2 separate regions of the Homo sapiens genome follow, and region 1 is linked to region 2. The links are chromatin loops, found by intact Hi-C in ENCODE. Cell type or tissue: tibial artery. All regions are shown on one strand. Each heading gives the region's core, and the rest is flanking DNA. Links, peaks and the distances in the headings are about the cores only.

Evidence for each region. Hi-C counts contacts between places; a loop is a spot of excess contacts. Peaks named below come from ENCODE experiments on the same cell type or tissue, not always from the same donor. Only the 100,000 strongest peaks of a DNase experiment are listed, where the experiment ranks them.
Region 1: it touches region 2 in a loop (11-fold over the local background); 1 of 110 quality-filtered maps calls a loop at or near these places.

What each region holds. Positions count from the first base shown.
Region 1 is chr4:79,897,869-79,902,275 of GRCh38, reverse strand. ANTXR2 (ANTXR cell adhesion molecule 2) reads left to right here. Exons shown (of 17, transcript NM_058172.6): 17 at 1-1,130. Among named protein-coding and RNA genes, the nearest start is that of PCAT4, 73 kb to the right of the region's middle. RefSeq lists a silencer at 3,395-3,595. In tibial artery, for the core only: no CTCF peak of the experiment used is centred there; a DNase peak (open chromatin) is centred at 2,149.
Region 2 is chr4:79,846,722-79,851,128 of GRCh38, reverse strand. All of the region lies in intron 1 of PCAT4 (prostate cancer associated transcript 4), which reads right to left. Among named protein-coding and RNA genes, the nearest start is that of PCAT4, 21 kb to the right of the region's middle. In tibial artery, for the core only: no CTCF peak of the experiment used is centred there; no DNase peak of the experiment used is centred there.

The DNA.
Region 1 (4,407 bases), core at 296-4,295, 51 kb before region 2:
GCATTGTCTTAATGTAGAAGGATACTGTGATCTAAGAATTCACAATTTTAAAAAGTGGAACCTAAATAGGGTTTCCTAATTGCCATGAAGTTATTTGTATCTTAGATGAATTATATTTACAACATTGTAAATGTCAGTGGGTGATCCAAAATAAATTGTTAAAGTTATTAAAATGTACATTTAAGTAGGTTTCAGTTTGACTAGAAATAATTGGCAAGAAGGCAAGAACTAGTCTTCTAGAGCAGGGATCCCATCCCCCAGGTCATGGACTGGTACTGGTCCATGGCCTGTTAGAAACCAGGCCACACAGCAGGAGATGAGTGGAAAGCAAGTGAAACTTCATGGGTATTTACAGCAATTCCCCGTCGCTCGCATTACCACCTGAGCTGTGTCTCCTGTGAGATCAGCAGCAGCATTAGATTCTCAAGGAGCACAAACCCTTTTGGAACTGTGTGTGAGGGATCTAAGTTGCGCATTTCTTATGAGAATCTAATACCTGATGATCTGTTGTTGTCTCCCACCACCCCCAGATGGGACCATCTAGTTGCAGGAAAACAAGCTCAGGCTCCCACTGATTCTACATTATAGTGAGTTGTGTAATTATTTCATTATATATAACAATGTAATAATAATAGAAATAAAGTACATAATAAATGTAATCCACTTGAATTATCCTGAAACCATCCCCACCCCCCACCCCCCGGTCTGTGGAAAAATTGGCTTCCACGAAACTGGTCCGTGGTGCCAAAAATATTGGGTATGGTTGTTCTAGGGTGTAGACTATGAAAAAGATATGCATTGTCTCCATGAACTAAAAGGCAAGGTGATTTTAAACAATTTAGATGCCAAACAAAGAAACCAAAAGCTTCCAAAGTAATAAATGATAGAGAAAGGAAATTGTTACATCATGTGCCAAATTAGAAGCAAATCTAAACTTCTTATCATGTACTCCACCATCTGATTTGTATAAGTAATTGGGGAAAGAAAAACTCACAATATAAAACAAGATTGACTAGTTCTAGCAGATGACACCTGTAAATAGAATTTTTACTAGTTGAAATTCTGATGTGAAATGAAGCCATTATTATTATCACAATAAAGTGTTCTTTTTAGTTCTTTTTTTAATATCCTCTAGTTCTGAAAGTCTCTGTTAATTAAACAGCAATGACAGACCTGCATCTTCTGTAAATACTTTGTTTGTGTGAGGCTGTCACATGGAAAGAAAGATTATATTTTAAACAATATGTTCAAGTGTAAAAAATCTTCAACAAATTCTTAATGTTTTACAAAATGGGGAAAAATTTTAGTAGTTTTAACATCTTGGAATTCTTCATAATAAGCTAGGTGTCTCAGAAAGCTTGAAAGGATTTTAAATAATTATTTTAAAGGATATCAAAGACTAAATTGTGACCTGGAATATTCAGTGTACTTTTTCTCATTTTTAGAGGTAGTGATATGATTACAATAACACAATACTAAAAAAAGAGAAGAAAATTACAATGACATTATTGGTAGCTCAGCATCTCTGTATTACTGTCAACACTCAAAAAGCTCTGAGGTGGTGAATTTATACAGTTAAATCAATGATTTTTAAAATTCTAACTCAAAATGATAGAGAAAAGCCAATCTATAATTTATTTTAAAACTATAACATTTATTGAGCTGGCAGAGTAAAAATATCATACTCCTCAAATTATTCCTTTAAAATCATTAATAAAACAGAAGGTATCACTTTGCCTTAAAAATATTTTCCTTAATTTCAAAAATCAGTCTGATAAATCTCAACCCAGGGTCATTACTGCATATGTTTATCATTTCTAACTTTTCAAGAACACTTTGAACATCAATTAACTCGAGAAGAGAGGGCTTGTATTAGTTTCCTCTTGCTGCTGTAACAAATTACCACAGTTGCTTAACACAACACAAATGTATTCTCTTACAGTTCTGGAGATCAGAAGTCCCAAATCTATTTCAATTAGGTAAAGTTAAGGTTTCAAGAGGACTAGCTCTTTCTAGAGGCTCAGAGAGAAGAACTTATTTCTTTGCCTGAAGTAGCTTCTAGCGGCTGCCAGTATTCCTTAGCCTGTGGCCCCTTCCTTCATCCTCAAAGCCTAGCACTCCAAGCTCTGCTTCAGTCATTGCATCCCCTGTTGTGACTGCTCTGCTGCCTCCCTCTTATAAGGACCACTCTGACCACATTGAACCCACTTAGATTATCCTAGATAATCTTTCTGCGTCAAAACCCTTAACATAATCATGCCTGCGGAGTCCTTTTTGCCGTAGAAGGTAACAATCACAGGTTCTGGGGATTAGGATGTGGACATCTTGAGGGTCCATTGTTCAGCCCACAACAAAGCTTATAATCATTTTCATTTCATTGAATATTTGCTTGTATCTGACACCATAAGAAGATATACAAGATGAATTCTGCTTTCTACTTTAGAACCTTACCTGCCCAAATTTCTTGTTACACTGTTTTTTTGTTTTGTTTTGTTTTGTTTTTGTAACTCCATTTGTCCCCTTTCTACTGCTTTATATTTTACTTGAGATTTTTCTCAGAAAAGGAAAAATGCCAGGGAATAAAGTTTTTTCGCCAGATGAAAAACTTCGTCCAAAACTGAGAAACACATGTCAGGTTATTGTTGCCTCTGGAGCATTTACTTGGCCTATCTGCACATGCCCGGAAGTTAAACCTAGAGTCAGTGCCTATAATATTTTCTTCTGTCATACTGAAAATCCACTTAGAAGGTATTGAAACATCACCAGCGACAAAGAACAAAAATAAGTTGACATTCTAATGTTAACATCAGTAATAGACATATGAATCTTAGAAAGCTTTCCCCACCTGCTAATTGTTTTTTCTAGAATAAAAAAAAAAAAAGGAGAGTGATTTTAAAGTCGATAAAACTAGGCCGAGTGTGGTGCCTCATGCCTGTAATCCCAGCACTTTGGGATGCTAAAGCTGGTGGATTGCCTGAGGTCAGGAGTTCGAGACCAGCCTGCCCAACATGGTGAAACCCCATCTCTACTAAAAATACAAAAATTACCCAGGCGTGGTGGTGGGCACCTGTAATTCCAGCTATTCGGGAGACTGAGGCAGGAGAATTGCTTGAACCCAGGAGGTGGAGGTTGCAGTGAGCCGAGATAGTGCCACTGCACTCCAGCCTGGGTGAGAGAGCGAGACCCTGTTTCACAAAACAAAAATAAAAATAAATAAATGCAATAGAACTAACACCCATTTTAAATATTTTTCAAGTAGTAATCTCAAAGAAGACATCAATAAAATTGAGAAACTTTAAAATGAAAGAAGTAAAAGGGATCAGATTCTCCCGGTAGATTTTCCCTAAAACATAACATTATGTGCCATGCACCTTGAGTTCTCAGAAAGAAATTATTGTATACACGCAATAGGAATAGTTTCCACATCTCTCATATTTTTGTACTTTATATAGCTACACATGCACACACAGACACTCCTTTCTAAGTACTGTTACATTTGAAAATGCTATGAATGACCTACAATATGAACTTTCATGCACTTTGTGATCCTAAGCCTATCCCTGATTATTCATGTGAAGTAATTTGACATCTCTAAATAGTGAGTTCCTAACATGTTTAGAGGAAATCAGGCAAATCACTTGATAACATTAATAACATATTATTTTACAATTTTCCAAAGTATTTTTATATATTTTTTGTTGTTTTTATTTAATAAATATATACCAGATGCACATGACATATACAGTGCTAATTTGGCCAAAATCTAGGCAAATTTTATGATAAATTGCATTATAAGGGTATGGGTGAAGGGTGGAAGGACCTTCTCTTGAAACTCAGTAAAAAAGTCTTATAGCATGAATCCTGAGTGGCCCATTTAAAGATAAACCCTGATCACATAAAATGAGATTTAATGCTAAATGAGGCCTGTTTTATACAGGTGCCCCTAGATAAACTGTGCGGCTGAGAGTATCTCATTTTGCTGCCACACAATTTTCAGTGTACATTAACAGCCTTCCCGTGAAATCAAAATGCTTTTAAATCATTCTATTTGTTGCAAAACATTACTTTGGCCTATGTACAGAGAAGTTTAGCCACATAAAAATTTAATATCCCCTAAGGGTAAACAAAACAAAACAAAATACCATAAAAATGATGAGGTTAAGAAGGTTTACATGATTCCTAGCAAAAAGCAGGGGTTCCTAGGAAATTATTTTCAGGGCTAGCTGAAGGACCTTTTGATAGCGATCATTGCTTTATCACAATTGCAGAAGCAGTTAATGTTGGACAAGAAAGGAAAGAAAACCCAAGACAGTGAAAGGATAATTAAGAGTCTTAGTTTTAATTTCCAAGGATTATATGGTGACGTGATTATTTCACAATGGAAAACTGAACAGATAGATTTATATT
Region 2 (4,407 bases), core at 107-4,106:
TTTAAAATTTGTTTATTCAAAGAAAACCTGGAAGCGTGTATCCCACTGTGAAATGCTCAAAAAAATATGCCAAGCAGAGGAAGTTGAAAACAATGTTTGTGAATTCTGAATTCATCTTGTTTGCTATGTTTTACGGCACCAGATTCTCAAGCTTTTTGAGAAATGCTCAGAGATGAGTGGAAAGTGTTTTAAAATCAGAAATGACATGTGTCAGTGTCTATCTTCCATAGCAGGGAGACTTCCCTTTGTGTAAAGGGCAGCCAAGCATTGTCTTTGGCTCTTCTTGCACGCATCCCGATGACATAAATGGGAGGGTCAGATTGAAATCTTTCCAGACTTGGATACATCATGTTTTGAACTCTTTAGATCTAGATATTATGATAATTTCCAGGCTTAGAATTAGAAATAATGAGAATTAAATGCCCTCATTAGGTACTTTTCTAAAGGTTTCAAACATAACTTAATTGGGCCAACTCCTGATGTAATAAACAAGGAAAGTTTCCCACATCCCTGTGTAGAAGTATACTGCATCAACATGATTAATATTTTCATGTTCCAGAAATTCTTTTACTTTGGCTTACCATGACCTTAGATTCCCTAATAGTCACTTGTTTACATATTTTTTCTATTTTAAATTATTTTATTTTATTTTTGTGGGTACATAGTAGGTGTATATATTTATGGAGTACACAGATGTTTTGATACAGGCATACAATGTACAACAAACACATCATGAAGAATGGGGCATTCATCCCCTCAAGTATTTACCCTTTGTCTTATATCAAGTGAAATAATCCAGGCCTAACAATCATTTGTTTTAGACATCCTCTGAAACCAGATTCTAAGATAAAGCTTCTGTAGAGGTAGTTTATTTATGAAGCAATCTTTGAAAGCAAGAAGTGGTGAAAGATTGAATAGGAAAGAGGAAAAGCAAATGCAATAATGCATTATTGAGTCTGCCACAGCAGCAGTGCCCAGTTCTATGGGTCACTGTGAAGAGTTTTATGGTATGCGCTTCAGAATTGGTCCAAAAGGAGTAGAGAAGATATCCTTCCTTTAGCTTCTGTGTCCCATTGGTCAAGGAACACCTCGCTGATATTTACTCCCTTGCACTTCTGAATGATGCATTAAGTTCTTGCAGAATTTCCATGTGGGCACATCAAACCAACCAAACAAAACCCAGCTGGAATTGAGAGATATTTAGCCCAGGCCTGTATCAAGTGCTGTCAGGTTGCACTTTTGGGAAACTAATTGAAACCTTCAAAGAACTGATCAACACCGCAGTCTTGGAGTAGGCTATAAAGAAGATTCGAAGTAGAGCCCAAGAGGTATCATTCCTTTTACCTACAGTTCATCTCTTTCACCTCTCAGTTATTCTTATTCCCTCCAGTCCATCACAGAATCTTTTTCAAGGTAGTGGCCAAACTTGCAAGGATTTAATAACAGAGTTGAACTAATAGTAGAGTTGAATGAACTACAGTCATCACTAGTCATAGCTAGTCCTAAAGCCACGATCAATATTTTCTCTTTTCCACCATCTATTTTGAATTTTCCTTATATTTGTCCAGTAGCTGGTCTAGTTGTATGCCTTGTAGAGAGATCCCAGAACTAAGGGTTTGAAGCCCTAGTTTCCTTGCCCTTGCTGGACTGTGGTCACTGAAGTTGCTGATTCTGTTATCACTGAGTGTAGAAGCTCCAAAAGACATCCCAGTGAGTCTCCTCCTTTCCAGATACATTCTTGCTTGATCTCAATGTGTAACAGCAATTCTAATTCCTCATGGAAATCAAGGTCAATTATTATCCCCAGTGTAGTTAACTCTTTGTCTGCTGATCCTCCAGCATGATGAGTTCAGCACGACCAGTGATAGTCATAGCTTCAAGCATAGTAGAACCCTTAAAGTGATACACTGATGGAAGCAGTCCATCCTAGGAAATAGGACTTCTAATACAACCTAAAATGGCAGTGACAGGAAGCACATATTCTGAAAGTGAGCCACTGAGAGTGATGGTGAAAATCACCAACGCTACTTCTACCTTTGGTTTCCAAACCTGTGTACATTTTCTACTGGGGATACAGGACTGGGAATGGGCTATTGGTTCAGAGTATAAGCCACATTCTAAGGGACTGCATCCCAACCTCACAAGATGTTATCCTTGAGCTGTTGCCTTTGCAAAGCCACTTAACATCATATCCTATTGTTTCATCAGACTAACTGCTTCTGGGTGATGAGGTGTCTAATAGATCCAATGGATTCTGTGAGTATGTACACATTCTTACATCTTCTTTGCTGTTAGTGTCTACTAGTGTGAGGCAATGTTGTATGTAATACCATATCAATGGTTCAGGTAAATAATAGTAGTGTTGGAAAAATTTTCTCTAGGTATGAAATGAAAAGCCAGATTTCAATTGAAATTAGACAGTTGGATAGTCTCAGGGATGGTGTCACATTGCTGCTAGTGTTAAGGCATTCCATAGAGGCAGTAACTAGATCATTTGTGGTAAGTGAAAGCCCATGCTATTTAGTCCTCTATCCCCATTTAGTTCTGTATCTCATTATGTCAGGGTTATCCTCTATCCTTGAGTCAATAGCCATTTCATTCATGACTCATTATGTCCGCAAAAATGTGGCTGAGTAAATAAGATGGTTGACACCCAAAGGAGGGATCATCTTGTCCAGTTGGTTGTTGGGTGCCTATTCTGTGATGGATGCTCTTCAGTGGGTATTAATGTGAGTCATGATATTTGCATATTCACATACTCTGTGCCCACTTCCATTATTTTATCCACTTCCTTCTTTTCCAGACTTCTATGCCTCTGATCTTTGATTATTGTTCCTTCAGGTGCAGGAGTCAATGCCTGAATTGGGACAAGAGGCCCAGACTTTTATACCACTTCAAGTGCTAGTTTTTGAGTGAGCCATCTTTGACATCAAGTCCAGTTGGGCTTTCAGATAACTGTAGTTTCAGCCAACATCTGAGTACAACCATTTCAGAGCCCCATAGAGTAAATGGTCTAGCCAAGCCCTAGCCTAACAAATGAGGGACAAAGTGAAGTGTTTGCTTCTATAGGTTGGGGGTAATTTGTTAGGCACCAAAAAAACTAGAATCGGTTACTATGTGCCAAGTACTCTGCTCCATCTCCATGCATTATCTCAGTCAACATCTTTACTCCTGACAACACTGCAAAATAAGTGTTATTTTCATTTTAGAGATGAGGAAAGTAAGCTTCAAAGAGGTTAACATTCTTGCAATGCCATGCAGCTAAGAAGAGAAAGAGGTGAAATTCAAATCCAGTCTAACTGTTACCTGAGAAATAAGATTAAAAGAAACAAATTTACAGAGTAACGCCCACTCTTTAAGCAGGAAAATAATTGGCAACATACATGATATTAATTGATTTAGAAATACCCATGTTCAATAAAATAATTACAACATCTTCTAGAGTTCAGCATGCGCAGGCTGGAAATGAAAAATTTGGCTGAGAGGGCCCTAGTGAAAAACAAATTTAACTATTACCATATGAATGTTGTTGCCTGAGTAGTGTTGATGCCAAATTGCTGAGCAAAAGGTATTGGAAATAATCTGTAACAATTTTTGTAAAGATGTTTTGGCATGAAAATGAGGAGCCATTTTATTTTGAAATACTGAAAAGCATGAGTGAAAACATAATTAGTATCTATAAAATGTGAATAAATAGAGTGCTTTGCTTTAAGTGACCTTTGATGAATTTTAGTTCTTTCTTTCTTTATATATTTTTTTCTTTTTGAGACAGAGTCTCACTCTTGTTGGCCAGGCTGGAGTACAGTGGCACACGATCTCAGCTCACTTTAGCCTCTGCCTCCTGAATTCGAGCGATTCTCCTGCCTCAGCTCCCGAGTAGCTGGGATTACAGGCACGTGCCACCACACCCAGATAATTTCTGTATTTTTAGTAGAGAAGGGGTTTCACCATATTGGCCAAGCTGGTCTTGAACTTCTGACCTCAGGTGATACACCTGCCTCAGCCTCCCAAAATGCTGGGATTATAGACATGAGTCACTGCACCTGGCCAATTCTAGTTCTTTAATGTGCCATTACCTATTTAACCTAATCCCCCCAAAGGAGAAATCAGTTTCTTTCCTTATCATAGTTTATAGGTCTAATTTATCATGCTTTGTAGGTCTATTGTCAAAACAGAAATATCAAATTTCTTCAGTGGTTCTTTCCTATATCCTTCTATATAATATTTGGTACTTAGGGAATAGGTTGGATGTTCAGGTTAAATTTATTAGGATTTGATTTGCTTGATCCATGGTTGTCAAATGTGAGAGTGCATAGAGTGATCTTGGAATGCATAATAAAAACTGTAAATTCCTGGGCCACATTGCCAGAGATTCTGTTGGAAAGGCTACAGGTTGAGGCCAAGAGA